Regions from separate parts of the Homo sapiens genome. Here regions 1 and 3 are each linked to region 2. Evidence: chromatin contacts called from ENCODE Hi-C data. All regions are on one chromosome and are shown on one strand. Each heading gives the region's core, a stretch centred on a gene start or an enhancer-like site at or near the end of the contact. The rest is flanking DNA. Distances are from core to core; before and after follow the strand shown.

Region 1 (4,162 bases), core at 573-3,072, 700 kb after region 2:
ATTTTCTAGAATCAGTGTATCACTAGCTTCTCAGTGTATAGTGTCTAGTCAGTGAACCAGACGGATAAGATTTGCTCCTTAGTTAAGGAAGCCTGCACCAGGGTGAAAAACCGTTGTTGTTAATCTGAATGAATCTGTTCTTCTCTTCTTTTGCATATGTAACACTTATTAATGCAAATGGAAAACACAGATGATGCATTCGTGCAACAAGAGGAGACAAGAACCCTGAGGCATCAATGCCAGTGGGTAGACACACAGGCAATTCAGTAAGTACGTCTGGGATGCGCCAGTGGAGGCTCGGAGAGGCTAATGAGCTTGTTCTAGCTACCCAGACCCACAGATTCATGGCTGAATCCCAGAAGCAGCCTGGGAGATTTTGTGGGGAGATGAGGCAAAGTCATCTACTTCCTTGGCAAGGTAAAGGATTCCTTTCAGGAATCATCTTCTACCTCAAGCTGCCGTGTTTTAGTTAAACATCACAGCTCAGTATTGGGACAGAAATGTAGAAGGAAAAAAATGCTGAAGGGTCACAAGCAAGGAGCAGGTCTAGACAGCTGAGAGGAACCATTCTCCTCCAATAGCTCTGTTTCTTCAATAACTGGCCATGTAGACCCGTTCTACCCCCGAGGGCTGGGAGTCGAGTCAGGTTCCAGACTGAAATGCTCCCTGATCTTAGCATTCCTTCACTTGCCATCCCACAGGCACCTCAAATTTGGTGCGTCCAACTCTGAAGGGCTCATCATCACCCCATCATCCTTTTCCTGTGCTCCCTGTGTTAGTCAACTGCAGGATTAACTCCCCGCCCCCCAACCCCAGTCGCTCAAGCCTGAACATTCCTCAACAACGCCCACACCCCCTCAAATCCGGATATTTGGGCTTCCTAAATCTCTACCTCCTAATCTCTTTCACATGCGGTCCACTCCTTTCTGTCCCCATTGCCAAGGTTGGGCCACCACCACCTATCTTTGGGACAACTTACAGTCTTCTAAGGGGGGTCCTGCCTTCGGTCCGCCCCACCTGGCTCATCTCTTTTCAACAGTTTCTGCGGTCCTCACCTGCCCGAGACAGCAGTCTACAATGCGAACACAGTCATGTCCTTCCCCTTCAGCGGTTCCCCACTGCCCCCAATATGAAAAGGAGTTAGAAACCCCTGCCTTCCCACTCCCACCGAGCACCTTCGCCTTCTGAACTGGCCAGGGGCTCTGTTGCTTGCTCGTTGCTCTCAGACCCTTTGCGCAAGGTGCTCCCTCAACCCAAAATAGAATCTCGGCCCACCCTCTGTCGGTCTTCGCCCCACTGTCAGTTGTTCATTTAACAAATATTCGCTGCTTTTGCCAGGCTATGCAATAAACGCTGGGGTTACGCAAGGGGAGCGCAAAACAAAACAAAACAGAGAACAAACAAAAACCACAACTCCCAAAAGTCCATTAAGACCCCTAGCCACAGGGGGCTTACATCTGAGGGGTTACCGTCCCTTGGCACAAGGTGGAGTATGAAATCCGCCTCTGCCTTCCAGGCTTTTCCAGTGCCAAGACCTGCGGGGCCACCAATTGTGAGTCCCCTCCCGCACTGACTACTCCCTCAACAGGACAGGAGGGAAGCTGAACCTGTCGGGACACCGCGCTGGGCACGCTCAGGTCCCACCGCGCGTGCTCATCGGCGGTCCCTAGCGCGAGTTCGGACAGGCAGCGCCCCCCTCCGACTGTGAGCTGGGACGCTCCCGCACGCTTCCCGGCACCCCTTCAGTCTTCATGGTACACCCCGCCCGCAGGTACCCGGACGGCGGAAGTGAGCCGCGGGGGCGGATCTTGTTGTTACGGGTAACGGAAGTGTGGCGGCGTTGGGTTGAGCGGGCTTTTTGGAAGTTTGTGGCGGAGGTGAGGCCGAGGTGACTGCAGAGCGGCTCGCGAGGTGCTCGGGCTGTGGGACTGGGCCCCTGGGAGGGAGCGGTTCTGTGGGGGAAAGGAGGCTCCTGTCCTGACTTGGCGTTCTGGTATTTTCTCTGGCGTGGAAAGTAGGCGCGCTCCGCTGTCTCCCGCCGCCTGCCTCAGCTTTCGCGGTTCCCTCCTAGGGGTGTGCCTCAGTCGGAGCCCCTTCTGTTAAATTCTTCCCCCTTGGCCGAGGGTGAGCTCTTACTTCTGAGAAATTTCCCTTAACCTTGCTTTGCATTTGTTGTCCGGTCGCGGTCTCCATCACCAGCTGCTTCGTGTTATAGTTTTTGTATTTGCGCTCACGGCTTGTTAACTGAAGAACCCGGAAGGGAAGGCCGCGGCGTTTCCCGCCGGCGGGGCTCTGCCATTCTCGGATCTTGGCTTCAGATCTCTGATGCTCCCCAGCGTCTCTTGGCAAGGAATCTACTTCGCGTTCAGGGAATTCACAGCCACCCGCCTCTGGTCTTACCTCTGGTTTTAGGATGATTTTAGCAAATGTGCCTAGGTTGATTTAAACGTATCCCCCTCCGAAGCCGCCTGCCCCTTCTGGCTGGACACCTTTTTAGGTTGGTGTGTCCTGTTTGCATCCGGTAGTTCAAAGCATGGGATCTTGGAGTCCGGAGCTGGACAGACTCGGGTTTCACTTCTCTCTCTGCCACTTGGTAGCCTTCTAATCTTGGGGGAAATTCCCTAATCTCTGAATCCCAAAAGTTGTTCATCTAAAATGGGGCTAATATTACACCTACCTAGTAGGTGGTGTTGTGGGAGTCATGTTAATGAATGTAAAGTGCTGGGTTCAGTGTTTTCCCTATTATAGGGGTTCAATAATTTGTTCAACAAACATTTGTTACCTAGTTTGAGCTAGGTACTGTGCTAAGTGCTGGAGATACAATGATAAACAAAACCAGCTACGGCCCGTGTCCTTAGGGGACTTATAGTCTAGTGGGAGATAACATTTGTTAATCTGATAATTACACATGTAATATTAAAAATTGGTGACAGTATGTAAGAGAGTTTACTGGTGCCATGAGAGGATGTACTAGGGGAACGTTTAACAACCTATACTGAGCTTTTCTTTTCTTTTCTTTTCTTTTTTTTTTGAGACAGAGTCTCCCTCTGTTGCCAGGCTGGAGTGCAGTGGCGCGATCTCGGCTCACTGCAACCTCCGCCTCCTGAGTTCAAGTGATTCTCCTGCCTCAGCCTCACAAGTAGCTGGGACTACAGGTGCGTGCCGTCACGCCCAGCTATTTTTTTTTTTTTTTTTTTTTTTTTTTTTTTTTTTTGTATTTTTAGTAGAGACGGGGTTTCACCATCTTGGCCAGGAAGGTCTGGATGTCTTGACCTAGTGATCCGCCCGCCTTGGCCTCCCAAAGTGCTGAGATTACAGGCGTGAGCTACTGCGCCTGGCCTAGACTGAGCTTTTGAGGAGATGTGGATTGAGCTAAGATCTGAAGGATTTGTAGGAATTAGTAATAAAAGATTGGGGGGCAGTGGATGGAAGCAGGAATATTTATTTAAGTTCCAGATGGAAACATGTGGAAGGGCCTGTGGCAGAAAGAACTTGGAGATTTGAAGGACTGGAAGCAATTCTGCATGGCTGGAGCAGAGTGATGAAAGGGAGGTAGGCATGGGTCAGAACTTGCAGGACTTATTTTATCCTTACTTAAGGGTTTTGGACTGATAAAGCAATGGAAGCCACTGAAGAGCTTTAAGATGAGGATGGCATGGAGGGAAGATAAGTCACATAATCAGGTTTGTGTTTCAAAAACATCACTTTAGTTGCTGCGTAGAAGGGAACAAGTTAGGAAACGATTGCAGTAGTTCAGGTGAGAGATGGTGGTGGCTTGGGGTAATGTGTCAGTAGTGGAGATGGAGAAAAGTAGACAGATTTGGGAGATATTTAGTAGGTAACATTGACAGGACTTGGTAATGGATGTGGTGAAGGATGAAGGCAAAGTTGTTAAGAATGTTACCTAGGTTTCTGGTCTGAGCAGCTGAGTGGATGATGGTACCATTTATGGAGACGGGAAACACAGGAGGAAGAAGAGGAGGAACAGATTTTCTTTCTACTAGGCTGTACTTCCCCCTTCTATTTTCATAGCTACTCACTGAATTCTATCTGCTTCATGTGCCTCCATTTCATCCCATCTTTTCTGTTCTCCAGTCACCACCCTAGTACAGGTCTTTATCATTTCCACTAAAATAACTTCCAAATGGTCTCTTAGCATTTG
Region 2 (4,082 bases), core at 943-3,442:
ATCACCCTGCCACTTGTTCAAGGAAACCATCCCAATCCAATTCCTAACCAGACGGGGTCCTGCCATTCGTTCCAGCCAGGAGAACTAGTGTTTGTTAAAAAGTTTCAGAAACAAGGACTCACTCCTGCTTTGAAAAGACTTCACACCGTCATCCTCACGCCAATGGCTCTGAAGGTGGATGGCATTCCTGCTTAGATTCATCACTCCTGCATCAAAAAGGCCAACAGAGCCCTACTAAAAACAGGGGTCCCCAGGCCTCGGTCAGGCCCCTTCTAAAACTGTGCCTAAGTCAGGACGTGTATTTGCAAACACCACTTGGAGGGCCGGTACCTCTAAGGAAGTCTCCTTTGCAGTTGATTTTATGTATACTGTTCCCAAAGCCAGCCTGTACCCACGAAGAGCAACACAATCTGCTTGTCCCAAAAGCAGGAAGTGTCGACCTTGTAGCAGGATTTGGGTGCTCTGGGAGCCAAACTGGATGTGTGGAAGTGCCAAAGGTGCAGAAAAAGAACTCCAAAATGTTGACTTTTACCTCTGTCCTGGGAATCACCCTGACGCTAGCTGTCGAGATACTTATCAGTTTTTCTGCCCTGATTGGACATGTGTAAACTTAGCCACCTACTCTGGGGGATCAACCAGATCTTCATTCGGTAACTCGTGCTTCTCATCCTAAATTATGTACTAAAAAAAAAATTGTAATCCTCTTACAATAATATTACGGCATGTCATGGAAATTAACATTTTATATTCCAGGATTTGATGTTGGGACTATGTTCACCATCCAAAATAAATAAATAAATAATAGAAATAAAAATCCTGGTCTCATGGAGCCCACCCAAGCCAATCGGGCCTTTAACTGCTCTAGGTGACCCTATGTTCCAGAAACCCCCTGACAAAGTTGATTTAACTGTTCCTCCACCATTCTTAGTCATAAAAGATACCCTCCAAAAAGTTCGAGAATATCTAGATAGGCAACAACAGGAACGAGAAAATAACATCCCCTGGTATCAAAACATGTTCCACTGGAACCCCTGGCTAACTACTTTAATCACTGGGTTAGCTGGACCTCTCCTCATCATACTATTAAGTTTAATTTTTAGGCCTTGTATATTAAATTGGTTTCTTAATTTTGTAAAACAATGCATAGCTTCTGTCAAACTTATGTATCTTAAGACTCCCCTTGTTAAAACTGAGGAATCAATGATTTGATTCCCCAAAAACACAAGTGGGGAATGTAATGCCCAACCTGGTTTTTACTAACTCTGTTTTTAGACTCTCCCTTAGCTAAGAGAGCCAGACAGACTCCATCTTGGCTCTTTCACTGGCAGCCCCTTCCTCAAGGACTTAACTTGTGCAAGCTGACTCCCAGCACATCCAAGAATGCAATTAACTGATAAGATACTGTGGCAAGCTATATCCACAGTCCCCAAGAATTCATCTGATTGATAACACCCAAAGCCCCACGTCTATCACCTTGTAATAGTCATAAAGCCCCTGCACCTGGAACTGTTTACTTTCCTGTAACCATTTATCCTTTTAACTTTTTGACTACCTAACTTCTGTAAAATTGTTTTAACTAGACCCCCCCTCCCCTTCCTAAACCAAGGTATAAAAGTTAATCAAGCCCCTTCCTCAGGGCCGAGAGAATTTTGAGCGTTAGCGGTCTCTCGGTCACCGGCTAATAAAGGACTCTTAATTCGTCTCAAAGTGTGGCGTTTTCTCTAACACCCCTGGGTACAACACACTAACTCACTGTGTGGTACTAAGTCCTTTACCCTTGCTGGGTCTCAGTTTCCCTATGGGAGAAGGTGCACATGTCCCTCAATTCCTTGCGACGGCCTCTAAACCAGAAGGGGATGCCAAGGGGCGGGCACACATACCCAAAAGGGCGCCCCCGGAAAGAAAAGCCTGGGGCGGGGCCTCAAAGGGAAGAGAATGCTGAGGGAGGGCGGGGGCCGCGGGGCCTCTGGGCATCAGCGTCATGCAGGGAGGAGCCTGCCGGGGAGGGTCTGACGGGCTTGGAGGCTGGGCCAAAAATGGTAAGTCCTCACCTGTCTGGTCCGGGCTCAAAGAGCCAGGGCGAGGGATGCCCCAGCCTGTTCTGTGCGCGCCTCCCCCTGCCCCGCCCCCGCCATGCCCCAGGACTCCTGCACCCGCGGCTGCACGTTCCCGTTTCCGCCAGCCACCGGAACTGCGGCCCAGCAAAAAGGGAAGTAGGGGAGAGCACGGCACTGTTCAGCCAACACTAAGAGACAGGTACAGCGCACCCTTGTGCCCGGAGGAAGGATCGAAGCCGTAGAGGCTCCATGGCTCCGAAGGAAAAATTAAAATGGCACCTAACCTGGCAATCTCTGTGAGTCCCAATGGCAGTGTCTCTGCACCTGCTGGGCACATTTGAAAAAATATGAATAGAATTAATTTTTCACCTATTGATTAGATGCTGAGAAACTTCCTACTCTGTTATCTTCTAGATGGCGAGCACCTTGAAGACTGAGATTGTATTGATCATCTCTGACTAACAGGGAATTTGCCTTGCTAGTTTTAAGATGGAGTTGATTTTAAAATGATGTCACTCTGGCTCTCGTAGGCTCCTGCTTCCCTAACAAAAAGACCTTCAACATCATTAATTATCAGAGAAATGCAAATCAAAACAATGAGATACTACTTCATACCCCTTAGGATGGCTATAATATCTTTAAAAGGAAGATATCACATACTGGTGAGGAGGTGGAGAAATCAAAAGCCTCATACACTGCTGCTGGGATGGGTGCAGTCACTTTCATGGGCGTCCGTGTGAAGAGACCACCAAACAGGCTTTGTGTGAGCAATAAAGCTGTTTATTTCACCTGGGTGCAGGTGGGCTGAGTCCGAAAAGAGAGTCAGCGAAGGGAGATAAGGGTGGGGCTGTTTTATAGGATTTGGGTAGGTAAAGGAAAATTACAGTCAAAGGGGGCTTGTTCTCTCACGGGCAGGAGTGGGGGTCGCAAGGTGCTCAGTGGGGGTGCTTTTTGAGCCAGAATGAGCTAGGAAAAGGACTTTTACAAGGTAATGTCATCACTTAAGGCAAGGACCGGTCATTTACACTTCTTTTGTGGTGGAATGTCATCAGTTAAGGTGGGGCAGGGCATACTCACTTCTTTTGTGATTCTTCACTTATTTCAGGCCATCTGGGCTTATATGTGCAAGTCACAAGGGATGCGATGGCTTGGCTTGGGCTCAAAGGCCTGACATTCCTGCCTTCTTATATTAATAAGAAAAATAAAAATAGTGTTGAAGTGTTGGGGCGGCAAAAATTTTTGGGGGGTGGTATGGAGAGAGAATGAGCGATGTTTCTCAGGGCTGCCTCAAGCGGGATTAGGGGTGGCGTGGGAACCTAGAGTGGGAGAGATTAAGCTGAAGGGAGGTCTTGTGGTAAGGGGTGATATTGTGGGGATGTTAGAAGAAACATTTGTCATATAGAATGATTGGTGATGGCCTGGATATGGTTTTGGATGAATTGAGAAACCAAATGGAATAACAAAAGGAGAAAAACAGGTATAAAAGGTCTAAGAATTGGGATGACTCAGGATATCTGATTAGAGAGTGCCTAAGGAGATTCAGCATAGTCCTGCCAGCAAAGATTATTTATTTACTTCAAGAGTTAAGAGTGGCAGTTTGTGGATAGCACCTGGAGATATCAGCTGTGATGGCTTAGAAAAACAATGTAAACAAGAGCAGGGCAGTGTAAACAAGAGCAGGGCATGTATGAGTAGTTGAGAACGGTGAATAGGAGTATGACTAGACAGAAGATAGCAGGGATGACAAGTTTTTTTGGGGCACAGTCTAAGTTGGTCTGGTGTCTGGAATAAGACTGGGGCCTAATAAAAAGGAGCATCTATACAGGAGCTTAAATGGGCTGTACCCTGTAGCATTCTGAGGACAGGCCTGAATTCTGAGAAGGGAAAGTGGTAAAAGTATTGTCCAGTCCTTTTTAAGTTGGTGGCTGAGCTTGGAGAGGTGTGTTTTTAAAAGACCTTTAGTCCATTCTACTTTTCTTGAAGACGGAGGACTGTAAGGGATATAAAGGTTTCACTGAATACTAA
Region 3 (4,333 bases), core at 34-2,533, 790 kb after region 2:
GCCTCCCCCTCGGGGCCGTACCGGGTCCAGCCCTCCGCCCAGGCCCAAGCCGGGGGCTTCGGGGGCAGCTGGGCCTGCAACAGCAAGTTGGCCGCCTCCAGGTAGGGCAGGCTCTGCTTCTGGGCCAGGAGGCGGAAGTGCTGGTCCAGGTTGTCCCCGTAGAGGGGCGGCAGGCGCAGCTCCACGTCGGGCAAGGGCACGGCTGGCTGCCCCCAGAGCCCGTGCTTCTGCAGGTGCTCGACGCTGCGGCGCACCGCGGCCTCGCCAGGCATCTCCCCTCCTTGCCCGAAGATTTGCTCGTGCAGCCCTCTCGAGAGCATCTGGATGTCCAATGGGTTGTGCCGCAGCTGCCCGCCCTCCGAGGATAGCACTTGCGGCTGCTGAGGCTGCTGTTGCTGCTGCTGCTGCTGCTGCTGCTGCTGCTGCCGCCGCCGCTGCCCGTCGCTGGGGTCGGACGCGGGGACGGAGCTGGAGACCCAGCGCCCCGGAGCTGGAACCGGCCCTGGCCCGACGGTGGCGCCGGCCACCTTCCTCCAGAGCAGGCGGCTCATGGTTGGTGCAGGGACCCCCACGCTGGGAGTCAGAACACCTGGCTTTGGGCTCCAGCTTGGCTTCTTTTACTGGCTGGAAGACGTGGAGAGAGACACGTCCTGTCTCTGCTCTCCTGTCAGTGAAATGGGTTTGACCATGCCTGCCTTCCACCCCAAATCCTAAAGGAGACAGATGATATAAAGCGTTATTTTACCATATATGTAATAGGTGTATCCATAATCATCATTCCTTGAGCATTTACTGCGTCCCCAACACTGTGCCAGGCGCTTCAGTTGCATTTTCCGTTAAGCCTCAAAACTTGGGAAACGTCAATACCCCTCCTGGGGGAACCGGGGTCCACGCAACTTCGTCAGTGAACCCACGTGGGGAAGCCGAGGGCAGCGAGTAAGAGAGCAGTATCTGGAGTAGGGCGACGCGGTTTTGAACCCCGCTTCTGGCTCTCTCGAGCTGTGTGACCTTGGGCAAAGCTCCTTAGGCCCTGATATCCTATTCTGTAAAATGGGATTACGGATTCTGCCTGTCACACCGGGCTGCTGTCTGGGGGACACAGGGCGCCTATGTCGTGCGGCCCTGCTCTTGGCAAGCGCTCGGCAAATGGTGGCTGCCATTACCGCGACCGGCGCGGGCCTAGCGTCGAGAGGTGCCAGCGCCCGGATTCGAACCCGCAGGGTGGGCCGCCGTCCCCCGGGACCCACACCCACACCCGGACCACGGCCCACCCGGCCGAGAGCGTCCTGCAGGAGGAGTCGGCGGCCACCCCCGTGCGCCCCGCCGCCCGCCTGCGCCCGGCAGAGGCGCCGCGGTGCGCCCTGGGACTAGCCGCCGCCCTGCTCCGGGCCTCGCTCCCTGACTGGAGAGGGAGGGGCCGCGCCGTCGCTCAGCGACCCGGCCTCCCCGCCGCCGACCCCGCCGGAAACCTCGGTCCTCACGGTGCTTCCCGGTCTGCTGCTCCCCCGACCCCAGGCCCACGGCACGGCGTCCCCCTTCGCGCGGCCTACGCAGCCTCGGGGTAGCGTGTGGCCTCCACCCGGCCGGTCCGCTTCGCTGGCAGCCGCAACTTCCCGTCTGCACCCAGCTAGGTCCCGCGGCTACCCGAGAGGCAAGCGGGAGACTCCCAGCGCGACCAATAGGAGGGCCGCCAATGGAGCGGTCCGCCCGCGGGGGGAGAAGGGGGACTTCTGGGTGGGCTCTCCCTGCGGAACGCGCGAACCAAAGGCCAACCTCCCCTTCTCAAGGAGCAGGTGGATTGGTCCCGAGCTAGCTGGTGGGCGGAGGTGACGTTTTTATAAGTTGCTCAAGAGACGGTAACAACCGACGGGCCGCGTGGCCTAATGGATAAGGCGTCTGACTTCGGATCAGAAGATTGCAGGTTCGAGTCCTGCCGCGGTCGAAGGGAGGTTATGATTAACTTTTAGTTTATTCCTCCCTCAGGAACGAAGTATTGGGACAATGTGAACGTAGTCGCCGCCGATTCCCACCGCACTTCAAAGATGTGGGAACGCCAAGATCCGCGGAAGTAACCACGCCCAGCAAGTCCCTGCGAGATTGCCCGCCTACGTGTCTCAGCGGAGGCACATTTCTAAAATGTACCAGGTCTCTCGCACCCCGACGCAGGTGGAGGAAAGTGGAGAGGGAGGGGCATCCTGTACAGAAATCTCAATTTATACTCAATTGATGGTTGGCAAGAGTTGGGGCTCGCAGCCAAAGCGAGGCTCCCTCCCTCGCCCATCCGGTGCTGCCTCCTCGTCCAGAGCAATTCTGAGGGGTAAAAATGTTGCCTTCCGTTGAACCTGAATTTGCCCGCAGATGCTAGCCTCCGGCCCACAGCGCGGCTGGAGCTTGTCCCCTTCCCCAGCTGTTTCCAGTCTCCGCATCCGTCTTGTGTTGCTCCAGGTGCTTCAACAGCTCTCAGCGCTCGGTGGTTGGTGAACTGTGGTAAAGTGCACGCAGAATAAGGTCTACGTGATTAAGCACCGCCTGGGGGTTGGGGTCTGGAGGCCCAGCTGCACAGATGAAAGGGAGGCTCAGAGACGTTTGGGACCAACCGAGATCACACAGCTGATTAGGAATAAAATTCAGGTCAAGCTGAAAGTCGGCCGCCACCGTCCAGCGTGGATCCCAGGACACCGTGAACGGACTACAGAAGTTGACTTTCGCGTTTTTAAGGAGTGGGGTGCAGGGAAACAATCCTCCGCCGGCCCTGCGGGCTGATGCCGACCCTCACCTGCTCCCGCCACGTGGAGAGGTAGAGAGAAGCCCCGGGCCAAGCAGCATTGAGCCCTGGTCCCTTCTATTTAAATATGAAATATTTTGCATACACTTTTCTAGATGTACTTAATATACACAATGTTTTAATGTTTGTGATTTTTTTGTTTTGCCAAAAAAATACAATCAATCAGAAATTCATCTGTTTTTTTTTTTTTTTTCACATAACTGTTGACTTTTACAAAATACTGGAAGGAGAGGCTCTCAGCTTAAATCAGGGAGTCCCTGAATGGGGAAAACATTTTCATCTTGTTTCTTCTAACCGCCTACTGATACTTGGCATTTCCTCCAATTATGAGCATAGGCTGTCAGCCACAGTGGTATTAACAGTGCCTGTGACTTTGTCCCCTCCAGCAACCACAGATATTTTCATAACGCATTACAAGTGCTGCACATTTTTCAAAATTTGTTTGCACTTATCTGTACTTCAAAATAACAGGGGTTACTAGACTGCCACTAGATCCTGTTAGTTAATAAGTTTACCTATTTGTCCTAATATTTGAATACCTTTGGTGTCCTTTGTAATCCTTCATGTTTTATGTGCTTAAAAACACTATTCTTCCATATAACCAAAAACTGCCTGTACCCCTATTGAAATAAAAATTAATAAAACATATTTCACAGAAAAAAATTAAAAACAGAAACACTACTCTAGGCCAGGTTCAGTGGCTCACGCCTGTAATCCCAGCACTTTGGGAGGCTGAGGTGGATGGATTGCCTGAGCTCAGGAGTTGAAGACCAGTCTGGCCAACATGGCGAAACCCCATCTCTACCAAAAAAATACAAAACTTAGCCCGGCATGGTGGTGCACGCCTGTAATCCCAGCTACTTGGGAGGTTGAGGGAGGAGAACCTCTTGAACCCGGGGGGCAGAGTCTGCAGTGAGCCGAGATTGCACCATGGCACTCCAGTCTGGGCAGCAGAGTGAGACTCCATCTCCCCACTCCCCACCAAAACAACAACAACAACAAAAAAAAGAAAAAAAAGAAAGAAAGAAACACACTATTCTAAGAAGGTGTCTATGACACAAAAAAGCTAAGAACCCCTGGCCCAACTGTCCACAGGGGCTGCTGTTGCTGGGCCTGATTGGCCTCTCCTGAGATTCAGTCTCAGGAGATGTCCATCAAGATGCCTGCTCCTCCCATAGACTACTTGAGACTAGCCTAGTGCCCTGGTCCTGGAATTAGAATCTTCAACAAGGACAAAAACGGTTGATACTGATTCCTGCTGAGGGAGGGTACCTGGAGGCCTGCACCCTTCCTGCCAGGCTACACCCTGTTTCCAGGCCTTTCTGAACCCAGCTCCTCCACTTCCCCTGCCTCCTTTTCTAGGAACTCCCCCACGTCCTTCTAGAAAAGTCTGTCCTTGATAGTGGTTCCTGAGAAACAGTTACATTTTCCCACAATTCCCTGGACCTCTCCCCCCACAGAGCAAGAGGCAAAGTTCATTAGGACCCCTGTCCTCATCAAAACACTCCGTACTTTTTTTCTTCTTCTTCTTCTGAGACAGAGTCTTGC

The links. A loop is a pair of places that touch in the nucleus more often than their neighbours do. Pooled maps may share reads with other maps.
Region 1: a loop to region 2 is called in a map of CD8-positive, alpha-beta T cell, with 17 times the contacts of the local background. The contact joins the promoter of FANCI here to the promoter of DET1 in region 2. A Hi-C loop is called at or near these places in 4 of 168 maps with a recorded cell type or tissue (CD8-positive, alpha-beta T cell and naive thymus-derived CD4-positive, alpha-beta T cell), 3 of 37 single-sample maps with no recorded cell type and 15 of 50 pooled maps.
Region 3: a map of CD8-positive, alpha-beta T cell shows a loop between it and region 2 (25-fold over the local background). The contact joins the promoter of POLG-DT here to the promoter of DET1 in region 2. A Hi-C loop is called at or near these places in 4 of 168 maps with a recorded cell type or tissue (CD4-positive, alpha-beta T cell, CD8-positive, alpha-beta T cell and ascending aorta), 2 of 37 single-sample maps with no recorded cell type and 15 of 50 pooled maps.

The regions. Positions count from the first base shown.
Region 1 is chr15:89,242,157-89,246,318 of GRCh38, forward strand. FANCI (FA complementation group I) reads left to right here and starts at 1,823. Exons shown (of 38, transcript NM_001113378.2): 1 at 1,823-1,877. RefSeq lists an enhancer at 2,026-2,405.
Region 2 is chr15:88,544,489-88,548,570 of GRCh38, forward strand. DET1 (DET1 partner of COP1 E3 ubiquitin ligase) reads right to left here and starts at 2,193. Exons shown (of 5, transcript NM_001144074.3): 1 at 2,052-2,193. LOC124903547 (a long non-coding RNA gene) reads left to right here and starts at 2,097. Exons shown (of 2, transcript XR_007064748.1): 1 at 2,097-2,353; 2 at 2,472-2,845. RefSeq lists a silencer at 1,997-2,356 and an enhancer at 2,923-3,797.
Region 3 is chr15:89,333,204-89,337,536 of GRCh38, forward strand. It overlaps POLG-DT (POLG divergent transcript), which reads left to right and starts at 1,284. Exons shown (of 2, transcript NR_186332.1): 1 at 1,284-1,651; 2 at 1,984-2,958. POLG (DNA polymerase gamma, catalytic subunit) reads right to left here and starts at 1,621. Exons shown (of 23, transcript NM_002693.3): 1 at 1,470-1,621; 2 at 1-710. The coding sequence starts at 551. POLGARF (POLG alternative reading frame) reads right to left here and starts at 606. Exons shown (of 2, transcript NM_001430120.1): 1 at 1-606. The coding sequence starts at 606. TRR-TCG1-1 (tRNA-Arg (anticodon TCG) 1-1) reads left to right here and starts at 1,870; the gene lies at 1,870-1,942. RefSeq lists enhancers at 889-1,390, 2,260-2,359, 2,370-2,439, 2,780-2,829 and silencers at 1,080-1,679, 3,637-3,806.